Regions from separate parts of the Homo sapiens genome. Here all the other regions are linked to region 2. Evidence: chromatin loops called from intact Hi-C (ENCODE). Cell type or tissue: PC-9. All regions are shown on one strand. Region 1 overlaps CDK14 (cyclin dependent kinase 14). Region 2 holds the start of STEAP1 (STEAP family member 1). Region 3 overlaps CFAP69 (cilia and flagella associated protein 69). Region 4 has its middle 24 kb from the start of CLDN12. Region 5 holds the start of CFAP69 (cilia and flagella associated protein 69). Region 6 holds the start of STEAP2 (STEAP2 metalloreductase). Region 7 overlaps CFAP69 (cilia and flagella associated protein 69).

Region 1 (4,000 bases), 480 kb before region 2:
TTGAGCTTCCTGTATCTTTCTAGCTCCAATTAATGAGCAACATTCTAGCCAGATCTAGGCAGACTAAAATCATGTGCTTGAAGGGACTTTCTGCTGCGAAACCTCGTAACCCAGTCCCCGAGGGCCTTTCTTAGTACCAACTGTGTACACTGTGCACTACTCTTTTGCCTCTGAGCTTTGTGGTCCACTCCAAACCAACTGCTGAACAAGACACAAAAGTCTCCCCAGTCTATAAGTCTTCATGGGTTTGGTTGTTAATCACTAAGAAACAGATAAACATGGAACTGTCAAAAAATCCTTACAATAGTGGCCCCTAGTCTAAGGATCTTAACTGCTTCCCAGAAAGGTAAAACATACTCTGCTTTTATTCACTCATTAATACTACCCCACCACTACCATACTTCCCCACTCTACCTCATACCTTATCATTAGCCAAATCCCTTCCTCCAAGGTGGTCTGCTCTCCCTAAATGAAAATGCAAGTGAAGCAGAACGGTGGGTCTCAGGTGGACAGTCTGCCTTTCTGAGGAGCCCTGGCTAAGAGTCACCATGTAAGCAAGGCATTTTCTACATGTCCAGTCATTCATGAAACATCTGCTGTGACTTATCACATCATGACTTACCTTATCAGTGATAATGTAGATCACCCAACAAATTCAGAAAAGTTATGTGAGCAGCTTAGAGAAATAAACCAAGACCAGAAGGCAGAAATCCTTGATTCCATGCTGCTTCCATGAGAAGGGGGGTTCTGAATCCTATCAGAGTACCACCACCTTTTGATAGTAAGTGTTTGTAATATACAGAGATGGTATGCATGCAGAGAAAGAAAAACAACATAAAGTCCAAAATGTAATATAAAAAGAAAATAAAAGAGATTAACTTTTATTGTCTTTCATATGTGTGATTTAGGTACACACACACACACACACACACACACACATACACACCCCAAGATGTAAATACTCAGAGATAACACCACCAAATGATTTAATGATGTAGTGAGATGCTTGCAACCACTTTTAATGGGTAAATTTGGATTTTAAAAAAGTAAAAAAAATTCACCTGAATATTCTCAACAATTTTTATTGGATAATTTAGAATAAGGGCTAAATTTGTATGTACACACACACATATACATAACCATCATATTTCCTACAAACGTGTATTAGTGCAGTTATATACATAATAATTCAAATACCACAAACATCACTGCTACTAAGGATGGGATTTGCCAGAATGGTAGACGTTACTTTGTAATGTTGCTAATAAGTCAAAGTACAACTTTTGAAGTACTCAGCAGCTGCATTTCTGAAAATTTCAGAATACAGTCATGTGTTGCATAATGACATTTCAGTCAACAAAAACTTCATATATAATTCTGGTCCCATAAGATTATATTATCATATTTTAACTATACCTTTCCTATGTTTAGATACACAAGTACTTACCATTGTGTTACAACTACCTACAGTAACATACTATACAGGCAGCCCAGGAACAATAGGCTATACCATATAGCTTAGGTGTGCAATAGGCTATACCATCTAGGTGTGTGTAAATATACTCTATGATGTCTGTACAACAAAAAAGCTGCCTCATGACACATTTCTCAGAATGTGCCCCCATCATTAGTGATGCATGACTGTATGTGTATTAAAACTGGACATACATAAATATAGTTGTCTTTAAATGTTAAATGGAGTTGGGTTTTTGTTTTGTTTTTTGTGGTTTTGTGTGTGGTGTTTTGTTTTGTTTTGTTTTGTTTTGTTTTGTTTTGTTTTGTTTTGTTTGAGACAGTGTCTCGTTCTGTTGCCCAGGCTGGAGTGCAGTAGCACTATCTTGGCCGCTATCTTGGCTCACTGCAACCTCTGCCTCCCAGGCTTAAGTGATTCTTGTGCCTCAGCTTCCCAAGCAGATGTGATTACAGGCGCACGCCACCACGCCTGGCTAATTTTTGTATTTTTAATAGAAATGGGGTTTCACCATGTTGGTCAGGCTGGTCTCCAACTCCCGGCCTCAAGTGATCCACCCACCTCGGCCTCCCAAAGGACTGAGATTACAGGTGTGAGCCACCGCACCCAGCCAAGTTAGGTTTTTGGTTTAGGTAATTACAAATAGGTTTTTCATCAATTGAATCTCCAACATGGACATTCAAAGATTTTGCAAAAGGCATCAAATAAGCATTCACTTAGTTAGCTGTTCTGTACACTACAGAATGTCTGGCACCCTTTAACCCCTGCCCACCAAACACCAGTAGCACACTTCATTATTTGGGACAACCAGTAGTTCCCATCAATTTCCAAAACACTCCATTAGAGGGCAGTACCACTCCTACTGAGACCCACTGAATAAAGGCATCCTAAAAGTATTGACTAGGGACAGACAGACACCAGACCCAGTGCTAGTGAGACACTAGGGACAAAGTGATTAAAAATACAGAGCAAGAGCTTAGAGCACAGTGGGGAAAGTGACATTAAACAACTGTCCAAGTAATTATGTCAATACAAAATACTATAAATGCCATGAAGGAAAGCTATAAACTGCTAATTTAGATGGTGGGGTGGCATCAGACTTGAGGAGTTTGTGAACTACTAAAATTCTTTTATTAACTTGGAGACATAAGTAGGGTTGGCAGCTGTATAATTTTGCCATGAAAGGTCATTTAAAAATATTAATAATAACTATCATTTGTAATTGCCGTAGTAGCAAGAGGCAGTAATGAAATCATCTCTGAATTTAAAAAAATATATATAAAACAAAAAAGTACTTTTAGCTTGGTGGAAAACCTCACTACATTTTTTTTAATGTCTTTGCTGCAGGCTGGTATAAGACAGCAGCATTTTGCTATCATATACTAGATCTCTACGTGGTCTCTGGACCAGAGTCATCAACATTACCTGAGAGTCTGTGAAAAATGCAAACTTTCATCTCAGACCTACTGCATCAAATCAGTCTCACTCTCTCTCTCTCTGTCTCTCTCTCTTCTTAAGGGTCAGGGTCTCACTCTGTCGCCAAGGCTGGAGTGCAGTGGTGGGTGTGATCATAACTCACTGCAGCCTGCAACATCTGGACTCAAATGATCCTCCCGCCTTGAGTCTCCTGAGTAACTGGGACTACAGGCACGCAACCCCATGCCTGTCTAAGTTGTTTTTTAAATATATATATATTTTTAGAGACAAGGTATCTCACTATGTTGCCTAGGCTGGTCTCAAACTCCTGGCCTCTACTGATCCTCCTACATCAGCCTCCCCAATCACTGGAATTACAGGCATGAGCCACTATGCCTGGCCCAAATTTCATCTTAACAAGATCCCCAGGTGATTCACATCCACACTGAAGTTTGAGAAGGACTGTGGCAGAATAGATCATATGGACCCTCAATGGCTGAAATTCAGCCATAGCCATCTACATTTAAGAATCAGTAATGGCCTTTAACACTTGGAAGTGATTGAGGAGTCCTGGAAAAATCAGGGTGAAAAATGAAACAGAAAGCAGGCAAGCTGCTATAACAAAAGTTATCTTGGGGTGGGAAGGAAAGCAAACAAGCTAGAATCCTAAAAAATCACCTTTCTGGCCAGGCACGGTGGCTCACGCCTGTAATCCCAACACTTTGGGAGGCTAAGGCAGGTAGATTACTTGAGTCCAGGAGTTCAAGACCAACTTGGGCAACACAGCAGAACCCCGTCTCTACAAAAATAAAAATAAAAATTGCCATGCATAGTGGCACACACCTGTGGTCCCAACTACTTGGGAGGCCGAAGTGGGAGGATCACTTGACCCTGGGAGGTCAAGGCCGTAGTGAGCCATGATTGCACCACTTGTACTCTGGACTAGTAGAGCAAGACCCTGTCTCAAAAAATAATAATAATTGAGAAGAAAAAAATGAAGTGCAAATCACAAACAAAAAGCATTCACAGCTTTGCAGTAGATTTTAGGAGCATAAAACTGAGTTGCACGGCTCCTATGTGGGAGAATCCCTCCAGGGATTTCGCTAAATGCTG
Region 2 (4,000 bases):
TATAGTCATGGCGGAAGGTGAAGTGGGAGCAGGCGTCTTACATTATCGCAGTGGTCCCCAACCTTTTTGGCACCAGGGACTGGTTTCGTGGAAGACAATTTTTCCAAGTAGGGGAAGGGGGATAGGGTTTTGAGGTGAAACTGTTCCACCTCAGATCATCAGGCAATAGTTAGATTCTCATAAGGAGCACACAACCTAGATCCCTTGCATGTGCAGTTTGCAATAGGGTTCATGCACTTAGGAGAATCTAATGCCACTGTTCATCTGACAGGAGGTGGAGCTCAGGCAGTAATGCTCGCTGGCCTGCCACTCCCCTCCTGCTGTGCAGCCCAGTTCCTAAAAGGACACTGACTGATACCAGTCTGCGGCCACGGGGTTGGGTACCCCTGCACTAACGTGACAACAGCACCAAGGGGGGATGGTGTTAAACCATGAGAAACTGCTCCCATGGTCCAATCACCTCCCACCAGACCCCAGCTCCCTCACTGGGGGTTACATTTCAACATGAGATCTGAGGGAGAGACACAGCTCCAAACCATATCACCAACATAATAGTTTGTGGGGTGGGGGAGGGAGGTGCTAGGAATGGAAGTGTCACCTACTATAATCAAATGTAAGAAATAATTCACTATGTTTAGAAGATCTTTTAACTTTGAGGGTTGCAGTATCGTAAGGATGCTAACAAATCCACCTACATTTATTCAATATGAATTCATTAACTATATTGTGAACAACAATGTAAGGCAGGAGGAATGCAAAGTTAAATGAGATAAAGCCTCTGCTCTGAAAAACCTTGAGGTCTAGGAGAGAAGGCAGGCATTTCAACTGCATGGTAGAGCGATGTATCCTAGAGGAGGATAAAGTTTTACAGGCAGATGGTGGCATGGGAAGGGAAGTAGAGGAAAAGGCTCAGCGCTGTCTTCTAGACCCAGTCCTGGGGTAGCTAGCAGGTTGGCAGTGTTTGCTGACTGATGGCCACTACAAACGGAGTCTGGGTGGAAAACCAGAGTGGCCCTGGAGAGTTACCCAGCCATTTGTCTGCATGGTAAGGAGACCACACTCAAGAGCAAAGCCAAGGAAAAGCCCATGACAGTGAGGAAGCTTGTTGACTGTGTGGCCCACAGTCAACTCTATGCCCATAAGCCAGGAAAATAAACTATGAGTCAAATAAATTTGTTGGTTTCCATCAGACATTAACCAAAATGAAATTTAAGTTCTACAGTAAAATCTTTTCATAAAAAGAAAAATAACAGAAAACAACCTGGTGTTAAAATGTTAGGAACTCCAGAATTCGACCCAAAGTTCTCTTTCACCCCCTTTTAAAAAAAGTGAAGCATATTTCTAATGCGACTGCTGTTTTGCTGTACCAGGATGGCTGCCCTGGTGTTCCTAAATGTTGGCACAGCCCAACTTACTCATGTTTATGTCCCGCAGTTGAGAATATGAAGAAACCCAATGCCTGGAATACACTGTGGGTTGCATTGCATTTCCAACCTTTTATACTTTCAAGTGCACACTTGTTTTACATTTAACTAAGTGAAGTCGAGTTTTTTGTTTTTTTTTTTCACTGGGCTGTTTTTAAGCATTGCTTTCCCTCTGTGCTTAACATTCATGTTAAATGAATAACCTTTTATTACACGTCAGGATGTGGAGGGAAATGTATTTTACAAAAGTAACAAAGTAAGAAATTTGGAAGTGTACAAAAAATTTATGTCTACAAACACCTTCCAGTGGATTTGACCAGAATTACATATTTAAAGCCTTGATTGACTATTTTGGAGGGAACCTGAACCCCACCCAGATCCTGAAAGAGTAGGGCCAGTGTTCTAAGGACTAAAAATGAAAACCTCTGTTACCAGGAAACCCGAAGACGAGAAGTAGCACGATTTTAAGTACTGTGCACCAGTCATTCGTCAATGCACAGCAAACTCTGGCAACTTTGCCACGTTAAAAAACTTGCCATCAAAATCCAACCTGAGCACAAACTTAATAATCTACCACAACCTTAAGCCCCTAGCGAAAAGGCTTCCTGTGAGTCCCTGGCTCTCCCCAACCCCCGGCCCGGCCACAACCCAGCTGGGCTGGAAGGCAGCGCGCCCCAGAGCCGCGCATAAGCGGAGAATTGAGCAGCGCTCGCCCAGGAGGGCCGCTGTCCAGGTCACGAGAAGGCTTGCGACCCGCTACACCCCTCCCAAGACTGGGAGCGGGCGCCCAGCCTTGCAGGGACACGCGGGCGGACTCGAGGAGCAAACGGCCAGTGAGAACGATTCAAGGGACTCACCCACTCTTCGCCTTAGCTTGACCGTGAGTCTCGGCTGCCGCTGCTGCCCAGAGGTGCGGGCCCCACGCGGCGCCTGAGCCTCCAGAGCGCGGAGCCTCCAAGCCAGCTGCAGGCCCCGCCTCCTTGTCCGTTGCGCGTCCAGCGCCACCTGCTGGCGCCCCGCGTCCGCAGGGTTCCGGAACGTCCTTGGAGGCTAAGACTCCCCAAGTCGCACTCCGGCCTCTCCCAGTTTCCTCTCAAATGCCGTCTGCCCTGCACCTGAGGTCCGTTTCGCGCCCTCCAACCCCTCGCCTTTTGTTTAATCTCCACTAAGGAACGTTTGTGCATTTCTCTAGAGCAGTGGTTCTCAGACTTTAGCGTGTATAAGATTACCCGGGGGCTTATTAAAACACCGATTGTTGGGCTGTCCGCCCACAGTTTCCGGTTCAGTATGTCTGGGATGGGGTCTGAGATTCTCATTTGTAACAAGTTCCCATGAGATATGGAAGCATTCCCAGATCACACTTTGAGATAGACCGTTTAGAGCTTACAAACCCTCCCACACGTTAGCTTATTTATTTTTATTTTATTTTTATTTTTTTTGAGACGGAGTCTCAGTCTGTTGCCCAGGCTGGAGTGCGGTGGCGCGATCTTGGCTCACTGCAACCTCCAGCCCCGGGTTCAAGCGATTCTCCTGCCTCAGCCTCCCGAGTAGCTGGGATTACAGGCGCCTGCCACTGTGCCCGGCTAATTTTTGTATTTTCAGCAGAGACGGGGATTTCACCATCTTGGCCAGGCTGGTCCTGAATTCCTGACCTCGTGATCCACCCGCCTCGGCCTCCCAAAGTGCTGAGATTACAGGCGTGAGCCACCGCGCCCAGCCACCTTATTTAAAACCTAACAGCCGGTCCTGAAGTGGCTGTGATTGACAGTTTGAGGAATCCGAAGCTGAATTTCTGAGAGTGACTTGCTCCCTGAATTGTTCAAATTGTGTACCTTTAATCGCACAAACCCTGCTCCCCAGCCGAAAAAAAAACCCTTAAACCCCATGTTTACTCCGTCCCTCCCTTCCTTGCCTTAGCTTTTAAGTGCAGCTTCCCATATCCTAGCTCAATGAAGTATTCCAAACCTAAAGTAAAGTTAACTGTTAATATTCCAAGGTTTTAGAAAAAGACAACTTGAGCAGGGGATTTACTTCTCTCCGTTGGAACCAGCCTCAAGATAGGGTCTGAGACATGAATTGCAAAATTCTGGGGATTTGGTATACAACATTCTCAGGACTAAGCTGAGTAGAAAACACAAAGGAAAATAAACGCGCAACCACATTTTCCATGATTGTTTTTTATTCACTGCTAGGGCACCGAAGACTGTTCATGTTTTTTTTTTTTTTTTTTTTTTTTTTTTACTTTTTTTTTTTTAATTATTATTATTTTTTTTTATTGATCATTCTTGGGTGTTTCTCGCAGAGGGGGATTTGGCAGGGTCATAGGACAATAGTGGAGGGAAGGTCAGCAGATAAACAAGTGAACAAAGTTCTCTGGTTTTCCTAGGCAGAGGACCCTGCGGCCTTCCGCAGTGTTTGTGTCCCTGAGTACTTGAGATTAGGGAGTGGTGATGACTCTTAACTAGCATGCCGCCTTCAAGCATCCGTTTAACAAAGCATGTTTTAATATAAGTATTTTCTGTAGTCACTGACTTTCCTTGGATTAGTTTAAAGCCCTTTGAAGCTTAAATTACCGT
Region 3 (4,000 bases), 140 kb before region 2:
AAAAAGAAAAAAATGTAATATAGCAGTATGGAATATGTAAATGAACTAAAAATTATGATACTGTAAGTCTCATTAATTTAGAATCTAGTAATTAAAATTTTTGAACATTTGGACTATTTTTATTTAGGAAACAATATCTTCTTTCATATAAAAAGTAAACTCTATAAACATTAATCAGATCATGTTGCCTAATGGATTTAGAAAAAGGAAAAATGAACAGAAATGTATAAAATACCAAAATATTATTTTGAAGCAATCTATTTACATCTCAATGAAATATTATTGAATCTATCTATAAAAGCAGAAAACCCAAAGAAGCATCTTTAGGAACTACTTTAATTTTTTTTTTAGTTAAAAGAATATAATTAAATACCATTTCTTAAAAATATTCTCTAAAAATATGAACCTACTACTAATTTACTTAGTTTTCTTCCAGTCACTTAGGATAGCAAATTTTTCAAACCCTTGTAAAAAAAAAAAAAAAACTTTAGACAAAGGGGTGAAAGGCCTGATGCTTTCTTAATACCATTTAAAGATCTTTTAAAATATATACATTAATTGCTTCTACTAACAATTATAAATATACTCACCAATGATCTTCCCATTTTTATCACGTTTTACTCCTAGTTCTTTTTCCTCCTTTCTCCACAATTTAATTAAAAGACTAGCAGCTGTCTGATCCTTCTTCCCTTGCCAAGCATTGACATGAGCTGCAGTTTTGGGATTATCACAAAATTCAACCATTATTCCAAGTATTAGATTACAGAATTTTTTTTGGTTCAACTTTAGCAAGGAAACAGAAAAGGAAAAAAGTTGCAATAAATATTAAGAATTATTGTCTTCAAAAAAAAAAGAGAGAAACACTTCTATTATCATTAAGTTTCTTCTAAACTCAGAGTCAGGAAAATCTCCTGTTAAAATGGACACCCATTGTAATGACTATATTTTCAAACATTAGAAATTTAAAAGGATAAAAAGTAAAAGATTTAATATAATTCTGAAGTCATTATAAACATATATCATGACCAAAATGTGACTGATGTGGCTGAGTTGGAAAAAGATTTGCACAAATAAGTGAAGATGTTCATTTTAAGTGGCGAAGCTCGATAGTGTTATACAGAGTTCACTGTAATTACAGGATCTTTCCAATTTATATGCTTTATTAAGGCTTGTAAAGATTCATACTAACTGTAATCTCTTTGTTATTAAGAGAGTAACTGATGGTAACTGCAAATGACAATCACATATGAAAATAAAACAAGATGTAATTTGGTTTTGTGGCAATCATCATCCATAAAAGAGTATTTAAGGATTCAAAAAAATTCTCCTATTATAAAGCATATTTCCTTTATTTTGCTACAAGTAGTTTTCAGTACACCAAAATTTAGGTATAGAAAATTCCATCCAGAGCAATGGCCTCCATAATCTAATTCTTCTATGTGAAATACTTTTTGTTGATTAACTTTTACAGTATACTGTTATTTGAATATAGCAAAGGAAATATGTAAGCTTTTGTTTTAATTGCGAACATCATCAGTTTCCTTTTATAAAATGAAAGGATAATAATATTACCTGCAAAGGGTTATTATGAGTTATATGAGACTCCCTGGTACATAGTCAGCTCTCATTAACATTTAACCATTATTAGCAGTTATCATTACATACTTTATATTTCAGCAGAGTTGTATTAAGCAAAACACTCAAGGAAATGAGTTTTTTTATTTCTCTACTTCAGGAGACAGGCAAATGTGAAAGATTGAAATTGATATAAAATCTTCATTAAATAATATCTGTAATTTGCAATTAATTTGGTTGAATCAGCATTAAATATATTCTAGCAATAATATTCATAATAACAGTAAATACAGGAATCATGTTAGGCACTATATTTAATCTATAATATATATGTATGCATGCACACTTAGATGCACACACAGACATACAATCACTCATTTAATCCTTCCAACAATACAATAAGATATATAATGTTGTTATCTCTGTTTTACAGGTAAAGAAATCGAAAAGAGAGAAATGAACTAACTTTCAGGGAGGTTAAGGGGCACAAATAATTTTAGCACTTTTGCTAAATCAAAGTAGGTTTGTTATTCTGTTAATAAAATCAAGAATAGTGGCAATCATAGAATCACGGACAGGGAGCGGGCTAGAACTCTGTGTGAGAATCTCTCTCAAAATTTTATTGAAACAAAATTGTACGTTTCCTCCCATATCATCCTGACTATGGATTCCAGTTAGAATTGAGGCTAGTAAGGGGCTATATTCTTCACAGCTGCTAGATGGCACTGTCTCTATTGGAAGGCCTAGCTTGCTCACATCTGCTCATTCTGCAAAACAATGGTCCATGAGTCACTAGACTTCTTCAGGTTACCTCCAAATAATACATAGTTCTTTAAAAATGCTTATCTTTGCTCCTTGTCTAACGTGGCCCTTATCTTTTAATATCAGGGGAAGAAACTAGAAGTTATTAATAAATGACTATGGGTTTTCATATGGTCAAGCTCTTCACAAACTGTTTCTTAACAGGTTGATGGAGTACAAAGAAAAACAAATTCTTTGTTCCCGTGTATTTGAAAACACTGAAAAAACACTGGTAAAATGACTTTCCAACCAGAGGAATTTTCAGAGCCTTTAAAACACTGTGTATTATGAATTTCTAGGAGCAATTTTGTTTAAGACCGTACCTTTGAACATGATTTGGGGCACATTTATTCATAGACTTGTGCTCTGTGGCATTCAGTTTGGAAACGGCCTTTAATAGACATATTTGTCTTTTGTCTTATGATTGTTATAGCCATACTTACTGCTAACAAATCCAAAAGGAGAAAAATGCCTTCCTTTTCAAGAAAATAATCCTCTGAGGGATAACATCCCAAAATACAGCACCTTAAATTAAAAGAAAGTTATTCATTTGACAAACATTTATTGTTAAACTGAATTTGTACAGCTTTATCTTTATCAAAGCATTTTCAAAGAATATGTTTTCTTCATTTTCTTAAATCAAGTAGCTAATGTTTTTACCTAAAAAAATAGAACTTTGAAGAAACTTTACCAGCGTTGTTCAGTTTCAACGTTTTTAAAAATCAATATCCATTCTTTTCCATAACTGCCTATTTCTTTCCTACAAATAAAACATTCTCCTTTGCTTTCATGATATTAATTATTCTTAGTGATCATCTCTGGCTGGTCTCATAACTTTTTTTGCAAGATATATCCATTTATTGTTGCTGTAAACCAAAAATAAAATTCTAAGCCCCCCAACCAACTGAACGAACCCTTCTCTCAGCCAAGGCATTCCAAAGTAAACTTGAAAAACTAGTTCAGGCCATGATGGGAAGGAGGGGTTGGACATGCCTCATTATAACTTCCTCCCTTTGGAATTCAGGCACAACTGACCAGTGAGTATTAACGTTAAAACAGAGATCTTAAGAATGAAAAAACAGACTCTTCACAGCAATGAGATACCAAATTCCAACTTGACTCTGGTATAGCATCACATGACAGTAGGCTCTGAAAGAAATCAAAGTATTTTACCCCAAAATATATTCCTTTGACATATTTTTAAATGGTCCTGCAAAGCTGTCTCTTCTAGGGAAAATCTACATTCTGTAGCGAATCCCCTCCCCTGTCCAAGTATTTTCCAGATCCAGGAGAGATTTAACTAAGTCCGGCACCTTTTAAGGTCTGATAAGAGACATTTACCAACTATTCCACATAATAAGAAACTTGGTCTCAACAATCCCTTATTTTAACTCAGATACTCCTTTCTATTGATCCCCAGTTTTTAGATAATAACTTACCCATTTCAACAGATAGCAATCAGGAAATTTCTGAATCCACCTCTGACCTGTAAACTCCTGCTTTGAGTTGCCTTTCCTTTCCGAATCAAACCAATGCACACCTTATGTGTACTGACTGATGTCTTATATCTCCACAAAACGTATAAAACCAAGCTGTAGCCCAACCACCTCGGGCACATTTTCTC
Region 4 (4,000 bases), 270 kb before region 2:
CTTACATGGCAGCAGGCAAGACAGCTTGTGCAGGGGAACTTCCATTTATAAAACCATCAGATTTCATGAGACTTATTCACTACCATGAGAACAGTATGGGAGAAACCACCCCCATGATTCAGTTATCTCCATCTGGTTCTGTCCCAGACATGTGGAGATGACAATTCAAGGTGAGTTTTGGGTGAGGACACAGTCAAACCATATCAGAGGAGATGGACATTTTAAATATGACATGAAACTAAAACTATAAAGGAAAATACTAGTAGTGGACACAGTAGCTCACACCTGTAATTCCAGCAATTTGGAGGCAGGAGGATTACTTGCACCCAGGAATTCGAGACCAGCCTGGATATCATAGTGAGATCTTATCTCTACTAAAAATAGAAAAAAAATAGCAGGGTGTGGTGGCACACGCCTGTAGTCCCAGCTACTTGGGAGGCTGGGGTGGGAGGTTTGATTAAGCCTGGGAGATTGAGGCTGCAGTAAGCTATTATCATGCCACTGTACTCCAGCCTGGACAGCTGAGTGAGGCTCTGTCTCAACAACAACAAAAAAGGAAAATCCTGATATACCTGACTATATAAACATTAAAAACTTTACAAAGCAAAAAATAGTCACAAAGCAAACTAAGAAAAATATTTTCAATGCAAATGACAGTACATTTCTTCAATATGCAAAAACCTTTTACAAACAAGATGCTTATGAACCAGTAAATCTTTAAAAAATGGGATGAATATGTATGTTGGCGCTTCACTGATAAATAAATACCAATGGCCAAAGAAAATAAAAAACAAAGAAAGAAAGGAGAAAAATGGTGGGGCAGAGGCGGGGGGTGGGGGAGCCATAAAAAGATAAGCTCTCTCATTCATTAAGAAATAAAGACTGGCCAAGCGCGGTGGCTCACGCCTGTAATCCCAGCACTTTGGGAGGCCGAGACGGGCGAATCACAAGGTCAGGAGTTCGAGACCATCCTGCCGAACACGGTGAAACCCCGTTTCTACTAAAAATACAAAAAAATTAGCTGGGCATGGTGGCGGGTGCCTGTAGTCCCAGCTACTTGGGAGGCTAAGGCAGGAGAATGGCGTGAACCCGGGAAGCGGAGCTTGCAGTGAGCCGAGATCGCACCATTGCACTCCAGCCTGGGTGACAGAGCGAGACTCCGTCTCCAAAAAAAATAAAAAATAAAAAATAAAGACTAAAACAAAAATTAACATATTTGATAATACTCATTGTTGGGATGATGAGAAGAAATATGGAAGTTCGAATTGGTACAAACTTCTTGGGAGGGTGAATTGGCAACATCAGCATTCTAAGTACACATATCCTTTCACTCAGAAATTCTACTTCTCCATCTTTATCTCATATAGTTAAGTATATAAAATGTACAAGGATATTTATTACAGTATTTGAATAGCAAGTTCTCATTTAAGTGGATTTAGCTAAGGAAAATAGCGTATGAAACCATTTCTTGGCATTACTTAGGTTAGCCACTAGATGTCATGATTGTTCCACAGAAATAAAGCTATAGCCAGGTGTATAAATCAAATTGGGAATACTTTTGTTATGTAGTCCTTCACTTTAAAATAAGTAGTTCTTATACATGCCACCCAGCACAACTCTAAAACAAGGACAGTTTGCCACATAACAAAATGATCTTCAAAATGCCTTTTAGATATCTAAAGAAATCTCAGTGAGTTTTCATATGCTTTCATGAGGCTTTAGTCTCTTAAAAACGCTAAAATTGGGTAGGTTCATATGGTGTGATCTGGGGGCTTTCGGGGGAACTCAGGCTTCAGAGAATCTCACCTCTAACATGTTTGTCACCTGAAATCTCACCACTGAAGATTCATTGTGGGGAGGTTAAAGTTTCCAATCTTTAGAAGTGGCATTTATTTTTTATTTTTCTATATAGTTTTAAAAAACCTTTGGCTTCAGCCAACCCTATAGGAGTGGCATTTTAAACTGTAAAATATCTCTGCGTGGAGTGACCCCCTCAAGTACTATTGCTGAATCGTTTTAAAGATTCTTTGGGTTTTAAACAAGAACGAGGCCCACGGTGAATAAAATATAAGACAGATGCCCAGGAAAAGGGACAGGGTGGGTGACAGTGCACTAGGAAGAGGTGGCTTTAGCCTGGGCTCTTATGTTCACTCTGGTGTCCCTTAAGCTAAATATGACACAACTCAGTGTGACCTTACTACTGAGAAATGTGAAAACATGAGAAAACCTAAGGCCCTAGATAACATTTAGCTTATCAAAATCCATATCATCACAGATGCTTCCTGATGCTCTCACATAGAGCTGCATACTTTATGCTAATGTAAAATAAATCATCACAAACAGATGAGGAAACAGATATCACTTATTTGTTCCTGTACTCATAATAAACTAATCATTAAAACAAGCATTCAAACCAAATCCACATTTAGTTTCTGATTAAGAAGTTCCAAATATAAGAATTGCATGTAGACGTAGGGCTAAATAAGTATTTGGCCATAAAATAATAATCTTTTTTTTTTTTTTTTTTTTTGAGATGGAGTCTTGCTCTGTCACCCAGGCTGGAGTGCAGTGGCGCGATCTCGCTCACTGCAAGCTCCGCCTCCCAGGTTCACGTCATTCTCCTGCCTCAGCCTCCTGAGTAGCTGGGACTACAGGCGCCCGCCACCACGCCCGGCTAATTTTTTTTTGTATTTTTAGTAGAGACAGGGTTTCACCGTGTTAGCCGGGATGGTCTCCATCTCCTGAGCTCGTGATCCACCCGCCTCGGCCTCCCAAAGTGCTGGGATTACAGGCGTGAGCCACCGCGCCTGACCTAAAATAATTTTTTTAAAGAAAAGAGTAGGTGATAGAGATTAAACAGGAAAGTGAATCAATAGTGTTAGGTGATAACATTTAGCAATAGTCGCGCCTTAACTTAGTTTTATATCGAGATAAAATAAAATAATGACAATGAACAGAGTAGAAAAGGCCTCATCTTGGCAAATGAAGATGTGGAATACCAAACTTGAAGACACAGCTGTTTTTTAGATATCTTCCATTTGAAAGAAATTGTATGAACAGAGTAACATGTATAAGAGTGGTTTTTTTTACTTGTATGTATTTATGAGGTACAAGTGTAATTTCGTTACACAGATAGATGTTGCAGTGGTAAAGTCAGGGCTTTTAGGGTATCCACCACCCAAATGATGTATATTGTACCCATTAAGTAATTTCTCACCATTCAACCCCCTTCCACTCCCTCACCTTCCTGAGTCTCTATTGTCTACTATTCCACACTATATATCCATGTGTACACATTATTTAGCTCCCACTTATAAGTGAGAACATGTGGGATTTGACTTTCTGTGTCTGACTTGTTTCACTTAAGATAATGACCTCCAGTTCCATCCACATTGCTGCAAAAGACACTTCATCCTTTTTATGGTGGAATAGTATTCCATTATGTATATATGTATGTTATTTATAGACACCAATCAATTCCTAATATTTTCTGTCCACGGAGCATTCTACAATTTTTAAAAGCAGGTTTACATGTTATTTTATTTTTTCATGAAGAATTATTTTTTGTTTTGATATACAATTTTTTTCTAGTCTATCTAAATGAACTAAATTACATATTCTTTAGCCTTAGGCATTTCAAGATGAGGAAAGTAAGTCTGAGTATTGAGTTTTGAACAAATTTTTATCTAAAAAGATAGAATGGCATAAATGCCCAGTACCCTCTCCCCCATCCCTAGCCTGGGAGCAGAACACTTACAGCTCTGGCATACATCTCCAAAGGGTGGACATGGAGGCTAACTGATGAAATATAAAAGGTTCTTCCTGGCCCATGACTCACATGTGTACATTTCATATTTCCTGTCCCAGAATTGAAAGGTTAGGGTGTGTCTTCAACATGATAGAAGAACAGCGCAGTAGTTCCAGTCTGGGCTGAGGGTTGGGTCTTTTTAATGTGTCTCCTCCACCTACCCCAACTGCTGTCCAACACAGTGGAGCCAAC
Region 5 (4,000 bases), 90 kb before region 2:
GACTGAGAGCCATCAGTTATCAAATTCACATACTTTTCAGTTTTGCCCCTTGCCTGGGAGTATGGCTGTATTGTTGATCTTTCTTGCAGCCCAGGGAGTGGAGAGCTATTGTTCCTCAAAATTCTCCCCGCCCAGAGGGGAATAGGTCCACAAAATCGATTAGGCAAATTCCCCTAACACCTATTTCTCCTCATGCAAAATGCTGTTGCTCCGCAGGTTACTGCGTAAATGTCAGACCTCAGAGAGCTCAACTCTATTCCCCAGTCAACTGACCACTCCCAAGGAACTCTCCAAGGCTCCAGGATGTGAACGCAAGAGACAGGGTTCCTGACGCAGCCTGAGATTTGAGAAGCCTCAACAGGAATTCCCACAGTGGCCCCACACCATTAGTGTGAGGCAGGACAGGGTTCCTCCAGGAATTCGCGGCTTTTAAGGCACGATCAGGGCTCTCTGGGGGATCAATGGAATCCTAGTAGGAAACAAACAACTTGGGGTTTCTAAACACCTCCGCCTCGAATAGAGATCCAAGGGCCTCAAATGGAATTTCTCAACAGATCAACTTCCAAGAGTGAATTTTGTATTCATAACAAAAGCAAACCCAAAACCAAATACAGTACAAGCATAATAAAACAAATCAACTCTATTCTCTCCCGGTTCTCTCCGACCCAACGTGTAACAACCAGCTTCCAATTTCATATTTTAAAAATGCTTAATTTCTAATTTAACAGCGTTTTCCTCCCCTCTGGGTGCAGGCTTTAGTCGCAGCAAATTTAAGCATGGGAAAATTTACATCTATATCAAGAACATCACTCGGTAACAGGGATCTACGTATTAAAAAGTTCAGTTCAAACTGATCAGGTCATCAAATCAAGATTTTGCTAAGAATGATTCCTTTCCTCCCTGTAGCTCTATGACCACTTTTCGAAGAAGCGCGGCAAAACCCCGCCTACTCAGTTTGCTAGGACCCTCCAGGAGGACCACACAGCGCTGGTCCCCAGACAGGATGGTTGACAACAGCCAGCCCCTCGCAACCGGTGCAGTTCGCAGGGGGTGGGGGATCAGGATTAGCTCTGCGCTTGGAATCTCCATCCCGCGGCTTCCCCCATCTTCACTCCTGTCCCCAGTTCCACCCTTGCCACCCCCAGGTCTGGACCCCGTCTCGAGACTTCACTCCCACCCCCTCCACCTCTGAAAGCACAGACACCTGCTCATACCTGCGCCTCATCGTCCTCCGTCACCACCCCAACCACCGGGATTTGACTGGAACTGCTAGACTTGTTCCTGATGCCGGATTCCTGGGCCTCGGCGGTCGCCCCGGCTTCCTCTGTCCACATGGCCGGTGGCGGCGGGGTGGAGAGTGGGGGGATCTTCCTGTCCTACAGTGCGCCCGCAGCCGCTGGGCCCAAAGAGGCCCCGCCACCGAGAAGGGAAGGCAGCCTGAGAGTCGCTAGAGTCGCGAAAGGTCCCAAAATTCCGCCAGGGGCCTAGGCCACCGCCATACAGTCCGCTTAGCGCCGCTGCCGCCCCCCAGTTGACCCAGACCTCTGATCCCGGGCCGGTTGTTAACACAAGCCAGCGCGTTGCTAGGGGGCGGGGCCAGAGGCTACGGAAAGCCGGAGAGCCAAACCACCCCAAAGCCTAATTGCACTCCGCGCCCGGCAGGGCGAGTTTGCAGGCTTGCGGTAAGGAGCCTGCAGGATGCACCTCGGTAGGTAGCGGGGAGTGGTGCCTTAGGCTCCCGGTGTGTTTCGGTCTTCATAGTCTTGCTTCAAACAGGCATGAGTGGGTGGAGGGGTGAGGGATGTCTATGGGATACGTTAGGCGTGATACGATGGACGGATAGTGTTGAAAGCGTTTCTCTCACCCCAGGGAAGTGACCAGTCTCGCTTACATTCCCCAGCTTTTATCTGTACTTTAGTGGCCCAACTGGACAGTTAAATAAACAAACATAAAAGGTATTGTACAGAATGTTAAAAGGCTTTTGAGTCAGTTTATTGAATCTAGAGCGAGTTATCCCTTGAAGTCTCACTTTTCTCATCTGTAAAATAGGACTGTTGTGAGGATTGAATGAGATGACAGTGTTTGTTAAGTGGTGCTTGGCACAGCATCCCGTATGGTCAAGATTATCATTATCTTTATTACTGTTTGAGAACTAAAAATTAAATCCTAAGCCCCACAACCGACTGAACGGACCCCCTTTTGGCCAAGAGGACCCCCGATAAACCTTAAAAGCTGAATTCCTCGCCCTGACGGGACGGAAGGACGGACACGCCTCGCTATACCCCCCTACCTCCTCCCTTTTCACGTCCCCCTCACCCCTGGTTTTTTGAGACAGGGTCTCACTGTGTCCCCCAGGCTGGAGTGCAGTGGCAGGATCGTAGCTCTGCAACCTCCAACCTCTGGCTCAAACGATCCTCCCGCTTCAGCCTCGGGAATAGCTGGGAGTACAGGTGCACATGCCACCAAGCTCGGCTCCCCCTCCCTTTGAGGGCTTAGACTCAACAACTGACCAGCATTAATGTTAAAATGGAGATCAGAAGGCTAACAGAATGGACTCTGTGGCAATAACAAATTATAAGCAAGACCTAAGGCCATGCCAGGCAAGAGTTAAGTCACTCACACCTACACTTAAAGAATAACCTTTGTTTTAACTGCTGCAATGTTTTTATTTTTCTCTAGCTGTTAAATAAGAACTGCCCTCGACATAAGCAATATTGAAATAATTGCAGCTCATCCATGGCCAGATGTTGACTAACAAGACCCTCCTGTTCCACAAGTCATAACTGCAGGTTTGATTGGACAAGGGACCGATTCAGTAACTTTCCCCTGATAAAAGACCACCCACTATGGACTGGTTCTGGCAGGTTTACAGAGACTGAGCACTAGTACATTCATGTCTCTGCTTCTCCTTTTGATGTATAGGGACTGTAATGCATTTAAATGTTAAGTTTCCACTCCACAGTGAGCATGGGATGCATGTCACATGCATGTTTATTCAGCACCCCTCTTAGTGAAGATTCACAGCTCTTCTTACAATCTGTTGAATATGTCTGTTTAGCCAACTCATTCAGCATAAAGCTTCTGCTCCAACCCCACCTCCTTCAAAGTGCCTGTTGACTGTCTCTGTGGGAGCCTGGGCTTCCCAGCCTGCAGAATGGCCAGCCTGCAGGTTGTAACTCATTATAAGAAACAAAGTCTCCTTTCTAAATTTATAGATCTTATGATTTTTCAGTTGACATGTTGTTGCCTATCCATTGTAGACTGAATAATAATACAAGAAGGGTCAAGACTATAATGGAAAGCTTCTCATGATGATCATCAGTATAATTTAATAACTCAAACACCATAACTGAAAATTTAAAAAACTCTAACTCTTTTAATCTGTTTTTTAAACTTTCAAAAATTATTCAAGATTTAAACGTGCATTTTTGTATCTTCCATAGAATTTATGAATTTAAAATTACATATAAATTCAATGAAAATAAATATTACTTCACTTCTCAGAGCTTCTCTCCTCATTTCTAGAATGAGGTTGATAAGTGATTTTGAAGGTTCCTTCTGCCTCAGACGTTGAATATTTCTGGCCCTAAAAGAAAAATGGTAACACTAGATTAGGACTGGCAGCATTTGATTGTAAATCCTAGCCGAAGAGACCAAGTTTTGTTGAGAGTAGTGAGCATTTCTAGCACCTGTTTCCACACTTCTAGTCATTCTTCCGCTTTTCTCATCCTCAGCCCTCTGAAACTGTGAGATCACCAACACTTGGGGTCAAAGTCTATTAACATTTTTCAGTTCTCATCCTGTTATACTAGTCTGTAGTATTTTACACTGTTGACCCCTCTCCTCTTTTTACAACCCCCTTGCCTAGGCTTCCACATTCTTTTTGTTTTTCTTTCATCTCTACAGCTACTCATTGGTATCTTTATGGGCCCAGCATGCTTCTGCTGCACCACTCTGCTGCCTAGCTACTGATAGATATCTTTAGAACCATTCTTAGGCC
Region 6 (4,000 bases), 57 kb before region 2:
GGTGTCTATCATCTCACCTGAACTCTGCAAACATTTCCTAATGGGTCAGCCTACTTTCTCTTTTGACCCTTTCCAAACATCTCCACAGCAGCTAAAATCATCTTAAAATGTAAATCGTCATAAAATGTCTCTCCTTAAAATCGGTGCTCCTTGTACTTAGAACTACAGCCATCTTCCTGACTATCACGTAAAAGGTCCTGAATGAGTTAGTCCCCGCTTCCCCTCTCTAACCTTATCTGTATATTGTCCACCCACAGCATTCTCTTCTAGAAAGAGAAAACAACAACCACTTTATGTACCTTGGGAGCTTTCCATATACTGTTCCATCTCTATAGCAGAATAATTCACTCAGCCCTTGTTAAATTTATTTTGTAATATTTTATATAATTGTTTCTTTACTGTTTACTATTTCCCCCATTGGACAATAAACTGCACGAGGGAAGAACCATGTTTGTCTTGTCCGTGATCACTGCCTCCACATTGGCTGGCAGTGTAACTAAGGATGCAATAAAAATTCTTTGTTATGGAATACATCAAAAAAATTCAGGACAAAAAGACATGTAATAATTCTCTAGATCAGATTTCTCTTTTTGCTGAAAACACATGTGGGCCCTTAAGGGGTAGGTGATTTATCAATGTTATTGTTATGTTAATGTCTCAGTTACCTCAATGTCCTGGTTTCTGGCCCAGCAGGGATAAATACATCTCCTGATGTCCTATGTCCTTTATCACGCCTGCAGTCTTACTCTTTCACATTTTTGGTGTATCTTCTTTCTCACTTTTCTAACTCATTTACAATCCTTTCTTTAAAAATTTGTCTTCACCTGTCCTGTTTTTTCAGTACTAAAATACAACTATGTTCATTCACCACATTTTCCATAGCACCAGTACAATAAAAAGTGACTTGGATAAAGCTTTTCATTTCCTTACTGCACAATTTGCTCAAGTTGTCATTCTCAATATTGTCTCATTTCCCCATACCCTGACAGAGTGACTAGCTAAGAGGCAGAGAGTGCAGCCATCCCAATGGCAGCACACATAGTTACTCTTTATGTTTCTAAACATCCTGCAAATTATTTAGGACGGGTGTTTTGTTTTGTTTTGTTTTGCTTTTCCATTAAATAGCCTCTAAGCTTTGAAGCAACCAAGAGAGAATCGGAGTAAAAAAATTATAGGGTTAAAGAAAGAAAAAATAAACAGATCAATAAAATGAAGAAATAATAAAGTGGAGAAAAGGAAGGATGGGGAGGTGGTTTAGAAAACAAAAAGGGTTCCAAGCAGCGGGGCTGTTAAAAGGACCAGAATCTAAGTCAGGAGGTTGGGGGTGGGGGTGGGGGTGGGGCAGGAGTCTGAATTCTTTTTCTCCTATACTGATGAGCGATAATTAACTATGGCCTGGACTGTCTTTCCATCTAAAAAACTAACTGCCCGAGGAGTAAAAACTGACACCAATCCTTCTCCACGGGGTGGGAGAGATAATAAATGGAAATCTTCCAACAAAAATGCTCTTTATCTCTCTGCTCTATTTTAAGAGCAAGATTTTTAGGGCATAATTTTCAACAAGTTTTGGCTGAGGCTGAACACAGGGTTCAAAGATAATTTAGGACAGTCAAAGAAGAGGCCAATTACTTTCTAACAGAAATGGCCTAAACACCACGATTACATTACTGGGAAATAAACCAAATGACTGCTAGAAATACCTGTTCGCAAAGCAGCACTGCATGATCTTCCATGAAATGCCCTGCATCAACCCAAAGTAGCAGGGAGACTATCAAGGGGGCGAAAGTAACCTGCCTGTCCTTTCCTGCTGGGACACATCCTACCTGGGACAATGTCTCCTTGCCTTCTTTCTCCTGGGCCCAACCTCAGGACTTGCCCTTAGCTCTAGGAACCAAGAGGAGGAGGAGGGGGAATCAGTGGAACAGACACCCTTCTCCACCCTTCTCACTTTCCACCTTAAGGTGCCAGGAGATGAGGGACCCCGCAGCTCAGGGCGGACGCCCGGTGAGGGCGCAGAATCGGGGAGGATGGATGCAGCGCGTGGCGCAGACTGCATCTTGACCCTCAACTCCGCCGCCGCTACCTTCTTTCGCGCTCCTCCCCGACCCGCTCACCTCCGCGCCCCCCGCGCCCTCCACGCCGGGCAGGGGCGAGCCTTGCAGCTCCCCGGGAGCGGCGCCGACTCCCCAAGGGCCCACCCGGGGGCCAGGGCCTACGGACTGCACCTCCGACTGGCGGTTGCAGGGTGGCTGCCGCGGCGGTCGCACTCCAGCTGCTTCCCCGCCTACCCAAGCTGGATCGCGAACAGCCAGGGGAGAAGGAAGGAGGGAGGCGCGCGGAGGCCGGCTTGGCAGCGACGCGCCGCTAGGGGCTGCGTGCCCGGACAGCTCGTGGCGCCGAGGGCCCGAGGAACGCTGACTGGAGTCGGGAAGAGCCGTGGAGCGCGGGGAGGAGTCGGGGAGCTCGGAGGGGGCGGGGGTGTGTGAAGGGAGCCGGGCTGTGTGGAGGGAGCTGGGAAGGGCCCAGAGCACCGAGGGGGAGCCAGCAGTGAGTGCACTGGGGAGCTCCACACACGCGGCTCCGCAGCTTTGCGCGCCCTTCTACCGCGAGCGGCTGAGTATCCGCCTGGCTCCCCTGCGGGGTTCCTCCGTGGTCTTCCGGAGATTCTTTCTGAAGCAGCTTTAGAATAGTCAAGCCTATTTTTCTACTCCATTTCTTTTTGTAATGTGGGGTCACCTTTCCGCTCTAGAAATTGCTTTTCTTACGCGATTCCCACCCCAACTCTCGCCAAGGGCCCTGGTTCTCATCTCCCCAGTCTTAGCTTCTGACAAGCCTCCAAGAAACTGCGCTTTTTTCTTTTGTAAGTGTTCTTTTGCCTCATGTTTACCCTATCCCAAACGTCTTTTGACTAGACTGTGTCCTTGGAATAAAATGTTCGGAAATGCCCTTTCATGAAAACTCCCTCGGATAGGAGGACCCTCACAGACCCTGGACTGCAGAGATTATTCTGTTGACTTTGACCTTCACTCTAGCTGGTGCCGCGCGAGCTTTGGTGTGGGGGAAAGGAAGGTTAGGCCGTGAGTCAGGAGACCTGTGTTCCTGCGAAAGCCATTTACCTTCTGGGGCCGCAATGGCTTTGAATGTTTCAGGGGATCCCCTGAGAGCACCTTTGGCTCTGGGTTTCTGTAAATTTTCTCCCTGCGGATTACCAAGTAAAAGTACCTTTTATCTTTTGTGTAGAAGGTGTCAGTAGAAGAAGCAAGAGATCTTTATTCCCAAATATAAAATCAACTTACCAAAAATTCTCAAATTTGGGGAAATTTTTTTCATACATTAGTAAAGTACCATTTCAACAAATTAAGTTTAAAAATTATCCCTCTAGGTGGTTTATTAACCAGACCAAAAAAACCCAACAACAACAACAACGAGAGGGGGGTCTTAGATCGATCACTGGGGCACTGCACTTTCCCCTTTGTAGTCCATACACAGATTAACCTTTGTAAATGCTGCTTTGGAAATACATCCTTTGTTTGACTTGAAATGTAACCCCTCCCCTACCGCCAAATATTATTAAGGTTTAAAGTTTAGGCAGAAGCTAAGGTTTTAACGATGTGTCAGGGTGTGGAACCATCGACAGCTGGTAGAATACTTTCCATTTTGGTTACTGGAAACAAGTCATTAAATCTAATATCAATTTTAATAATTTCACTTCAACAAAACTGTCAAATAATGAGATTCGTGGAGTTTTTTCTAGTAGTTCCTCTGGAGAACTTGTGGAGAAAATTCATGAATCTTAGCAGTTAACGGAAAGTATATTGCTTTTCCATATATTTTAAAAAACTATAGAATTATATAACTTCCCCACGGGGATATTAAAAGAAATTGCACTTTCTAACTTCTATAACCATAAATTATCATGTAAAACATGTAGGTAAGCCATATATTTTAAATATGTTTAAAAGCTCTCTTAACATGGGCTTTGACTATTGAGAAAATAGAT
Region 7 (4,000 bases), 110 kb before region 2:
CTGTACTATTTAAAGTACAATATATCCTATAGAGACAGGACTTTTAATTCATATATATATATATATATATATATATATATATATATATATATATATTTTTTTTTTTTTTCGAGATGGAGTCTTGCTCTGTCGCCCAGGCTGGAGTGCAGTGGCACGATCTCAGCTCACTGCAAACTCTGCCTTCTGGGTTCACGCCATTCTCCTGCCTCAGCCTCCCGAGTAGCTGGGACTACAGGTGCCTGCCACCACGCCCAGCTATTTTTTTTGCATTTTTAATAGAGATGGGGTTTCACCGTGTTATCCAGGATGGTCTCCATCTCCTGACCTCGTGATCTGCCTGCCTCGGCCTCCCAAAGTGCTGGGATTAACAGGTATGAGCCACCGCGCTTGGCCAATTCATATTTTTCAAGAAAAATTAAAGAAGTAGTTGAAAATGGTATTGAGAACTATCACATGAGGATGTATCAATAGCAATATACAGGCCAATTTGAATTTAAAGATATCTGAAGAGCAAGCTACAAAAAGGACAATTTTATAAATGCCACAGAAGTTCATTTCTAGTGTTTGTCAGAATTTGTCATTTGAAACAAATAATGTATTATATTTGTTATCCAGCTGCTTTTTGGATCTCTAAAGTGAAGGACTCTAAAACTAGTACTTTTTGTTCCCAAACTTTTTCCTTTTCTAGCAAAGGACACAATCTATAAGATAAAGCATCAGAAGAGTTTTCAACCAAAAAGTTTATGAAAAAATTAGCATTATACTTCTAATGCCATGAGAAAACCATACTACTTGGAGGCCAAAACGGAAAGGCTTGACATTATTATTCTATTTTTATTGTTTTTATCTTCCAAAAATGTCTTGAAAAGAGAAACAAGTGAGGGTGAGGCATAGAGAAGTTATCTAGACATAAGCTGAAATTAGAAAAGTAGAAAAAATTAACAATGTGAATAATTATGAAATATGAGGGAAAATGAAGACTGCAGCTAAAAAGGATTTATCATATTATACAATTAAACATTCAGTCACAAGTTTTCATAGACAATGAACTTTGTGCAGAGCTCTGTAGGAGCATAGATGTTGAAAGCAATTCTTATAAACTTGGCATTCTAGGATTTGCAAAGCCTTGAGATTTAAAAGTTTTACATTATATAATCGTATGTCAATATAATAATAATTTCCAATTTGTTCCTTGAAAACACCAGAGCAACCATTTATTTTCCATTGTACCTGTCTATTAAAAAGCAAGGCATGGTATAGGCATTCAATATATTATTTTGGTTATTTTATTCAGATATCAGAAAATACAAATTTAAGTGGTTACATATTAAATATTGCTAGTAAATCTAAAAGTGAGAGTTAGAACCTATCATGTATGCATAATTCTACTAAACCTTTCTATTATTTATATATTATTTGTATATTAAAATAAATAATTGCTATCTAAAAAGTTAAATTGGTAGAAAGGTTCAGAAGGTAAAATTGTCCAAAAGGTTTATTCCTCCCTACTACATTACATTTAGCAACTAAAAATGGATATTTTAATATATACCTAGATTAGCCACTATGTGGCACCAAGGAAGCACCATATACTCAGTTCCCAGAACTTGTTAGAGAACCAACAGTAGAAAGAATAAGACATGTTAATTTTACAATTCTTATCTCTAACTTACATTTTTAAAATATATATCAAATGTAATTGGTGATTTTTATTCTTCACTCAAATTTCAAAAATCAAATAAAACATGACATATATAACCTAATATATCTTTGAGACTCAAATTTTCTAAAGACAGAGAAAAAAACTAGACTGAAATTATAAGCATATCCATAAGTTCACTCAAAGATTTTCTGAAAATACTATAATTCCTTGGTTACATCTAATATTTAGCATTTACTTCAGAGTAACTAATTACAAGAAAGCATTTCAATATACTTAGAATTTAATCTCTTGTGGCTAGCAATCTCAGACCACAGCAAACTGATTACCTGAAATGCCAACTGCTGGAATCAAGTGATGAACTGAAGTTTTCTGAGTTCTGTAGCAATCTGCTACACTATAATGCATAGTATGTTTGTGATATAAGAAACATAATAAAATACTCCATGTTACTACAAAATAAAGTTAAAGAAAGATAACTTACCCACACAGTTTTATGATATCATATGCAGATTCTATAAAACGAGGCTGGTTTTTTATTTTTCCTGAACACAGATTCAGAATTTTAAATATCTGTGCTAAATCCCTTAATGGCTTTAATATTTTTAGTTAAGAAATAAAATTCAGATTAATATCTTTATTAACATATTCTTTATAGTATTTCTGTGAAGAAAGTCTATAGAATTCCAACTATTTTGCCAAATGTGGTAGATACTGTTTTAATTATTCTTATTTTGAAGTCTAAAAAAGGAAATTTAGAACCATATTTTTAAAAAAACCATTTCATTTTTGCCTCAGTAAATGCCTACTCAAAATTTTTTTCCTCTCACAACTTTAGAATTGGATTACCAACTGCTACAACACAGATTCAGTTGATCAATAACTTCCCACTGGCAATGAGTAATAGCACATTGAAAACATTAACTTACTGATTAGGCTCAATTATACCCTTCATCTTCACCCCCTACCCCTGCCCACACAAACATATGCTGTCTCAGAATAAGCAACCTAAACATTACTTTACTCCACTATTTTATTAATATTAAACTGAGATGCATTTTCCTGTGTTTAAGGCTTAAATTGGTTAGGATTTTATCTGAAACTAATATGAAAGCAAAATATGGACTTTCTAGATATTCAGATAAAAGCATCTTTTATTTTATCTATTTAAAAATCCTGCTGGCTCACGCCTGTAATCCCAGCACTTTGGGAGTCCGAGGCAGGTGGATCACGAGGTCAGGAGTTCGAGACCAGCCTGACCAACATGGTAAAACCCCGTCTCTACTAAAAATACAAAATTCGCTGGGCGTGGTGGTGCCTGTAATCCCAGCTATTCAGGAGGCTGAGGCAGGAGAATCGCTTGAAGCCGGGAGGCGGAGATTGCAGTGAGCTGAGATCATGCCATTGCACTGCAGCCTGAGTGACACAGTGAGATTCTGTCTCAAAAAAAAAAAAAAATCCTATTGGCACATAAACACATTTCATTGATTTTGTTTTACAGCTAAGAAATTATGGTAGATGTGACTTACACTTCTTGGTTGAATCTTATTACTCCTAGCCTTTTTCTAGGACCTTTTAGGAAAAGATGGGAGAGCAGGGTACACTGGAAATAGAAAGCTCTGTTAACTTCCTAGAGAAGTGACCAAGATACTTCTCTAACTTTGCTAAGTTTTACAACTTCTATAGCCAGCCTATGAGAGGGATTTAGAAATAGAGCCAATTGCCACCAACGGTTTAACATGAAGAAAAAAAAAATGGAGGTGTTGAGATGTCAGGTTAAAATAGGAAAAGAAATCCCTGCTAGTAGACATTTTCAGCTACCAGTAAATAGGGCTTGATATACACAAGCCCTAAGATGGAACAGGTCCAAATAAAACCAAGGCTAAAACATAATAAAAGATTTAGATTAAATTATAAGAAACATTTTCCTGAATGGAAGTCTTAAGAGGTTTTGAACTGGAATGAGCTAATATTAGAGCTTGATAACTTTTCTTTTTTTCTTTTTTTTAGAGACAGGATCTCACTCAGTCACCCATACCCAGGTTGGAGTACAGTGGCACAAACATAGCTCACTGCAGCCTCGAATTTCTGGGCTCAAACGACCCTTCCACCTCAGCCTCAGCCTCTGGAGAAGATAAAACTACAGGTGTGCATCGCCATACATGGCTATTTTTTTTTTTAGAGATGGGGTCTTGCTATGTTGCCCAGGCTGGTTTCAAACTCCTGGCCTCAAATGATCCTCCTGCCTCAGACTCCTAGGGTGCTGAGATTACAGGCATGAGCCACAATGCACGGGCTTGATAACTTCTTTAGACCAAGTCAGACAACTGTTCAAGATCA

Evidence for each region. A loop is a pair of places that touch in the nucleus more often than their neighbours do. Peaks named below come from ENCODE experiments on the same cell type or tissue, not always from the same donor. Only the 100,000 strongest peaks of a DNase experiment are listed, where the experiment ranks them.
Region 1: it touches region 2 in a loop (5-fold over the local background); 3 of 110 quality-filtered maps call a loop at or near these places.
Region 3: a loop joins it to region 2, with 17 times the contacts of the local background. A loop is called at or near these places in 18 of 110 quality-filtered maps.
Region 4: a loop joins it to region 2, with 10 times the contacts of the local background. A loop is called at or near these places in 88 of 110 quality-filtered maps.
Region 5: it touches region 2 in a loop (9-fold over the local background); 21 of 110 quality-filtered maps call a loop at or near these places.
Region 6: it touches region 2 in a loop (9-fold over the local background); 22 of 110 quality-filtered maps call a loop at or near these places.
Region 7: a loop joins it to region 2, with 23 times the contacts of the local background. A loop is called at or near these places in 71 of 110 quality-filtered maps.

What each region holds. Positions count from the first base shown.
Region 1 is chr7:90,627,828-90,631,827 of GRCh38, reverse strand. All of the region lies in intron 2 of CDK14 (cyclin dependent kinase 14), which reads right to left. Among named protein-coding and RNA genes, the nearest start is that of CDK14, 34 kb to the right of the region's middle. In PC-9, CTCF peaks have their summits at 2,133 and 2,333 (motif pointing right); no DNase peak of the experiment used is centred here.
Region 2 is chr7:90,152,825-90,156,824 of GRCh38, reverse strand. It overlaps STEAP1 (STEAP family member 1), which reads right to left and starts at 2,356. Exons shown (of 5, transcript NM_012449.3): 1 at 2,282-2,356. All of the region lies in intron 2 of STEAP2-AS1 (STEAP2 antisense RNA 1), which reads left to right. RefSeq lists an enhancer at 3,600-4,000. In PC-9, CTCF peaks have their summits at 2,235 and 2,434 (motif pointing left); DNase peaks (open chromatin) are centred at 2,384 and 3,964; H3K4me3 peaks cover 1,141 bases.
Region 3 is chr7:90,296,650-90,300,649 of GRCh38, reverse strand. CFAP69 (cilia and flagella associated protein 69) reads right to left here. Exons shown (of 23, transcript NM_001039706.3): 16 at 2,820-2,901; 17 at 591-783. Among named protein-coding and RNA genes, the nearest start is that of FAM237B, 23 kb to the left of the region's middle. In PC-9, a CTCF peak has its summit at 2,256; no DNase peak of the experiment used is centred here.
Region 4 is chr7:90,425,451-90,429,450 of GRCh38, reverse strand. No RefSeq gene overlaps it. Among named protein-coding and RNA genes, the nearest start is that of CLDN12, 24 kb to the right of the region's middle. RefSeq lists a silencer at 3,782-4,000. In PC-9, CTCF peaks have their summits at 1,317 and 1,516 (motif pointing right); a DNase peak (open chromatin) is centred at 1,510.
Region 5 is chr7:90,242,759-90,246,758 of GRCh38, reverse strand. It overlaps CFAP69 (cilia and flagella associated protein 69), which reads right to left and starts at 1,585. Exons shown (of 23, transcript NM_001039706.3): 1 at 1,215-1,585. The coding sequence starts at 1,334. It overlaps LOC107986819 (a long non-coding RNA gene), which reads left to right and starts at 1,628. Exons shown (of 2, transcript XR_007060423.1): 1 at 1,628-1,682; 2 at 2,680-4,000. It also overlaps a transcript of STEAP2 not described here. RefSeq lists an enhancer at 208-720. In PC-9, no CTCF peak of the experiment used is centred here; a DNase peak (open chromatin) is centred at 1,628; H3K4me3 peaks cover 2,254 bases.
Region 6 is chr7:90,210,160-90,214,159 of GRCh38, reverse strand. It overlaps STEAP2 (STEAP2 metalloreductase), which reads right to left and starts at 2,420. Exons shown (of 6, transcript NM_001244944.2): 1 at 2,115-2,420. STEAP2-AS1 (STEAP2 antisense RNA 1) reads left to right here and starts at 2,525. Exons shown (of 3, transcript NR_110029.2): 1 at 2,525-2,860. RefSeq lists a silencer at 2,258-2,317. In PC-9, CTCF peaks have their summits at 2,177 and 2,378; a DNase peak (open chromatin) is centred at 2,389; H3K4me3 peaks cover 1,670 bases; H3K27ac peaks cover 308 bases.
Region 7 is chr7:90,260,201-90,264,200 of GRCh38, reverse strand. CFAP69 (cilia and flagella associated protein 69) reads right to left here. Exons shown (of 23, transcript NM_001039706.3): 4 at 2,145-2,254. Among named protein-coding and RNA genes, the nearest start is that of CFAP69, 17 kb to the right of the region's middle. In PC-9, a CTCF peak has its summit at 1,584; no DNase peak of the experiment used is centred here.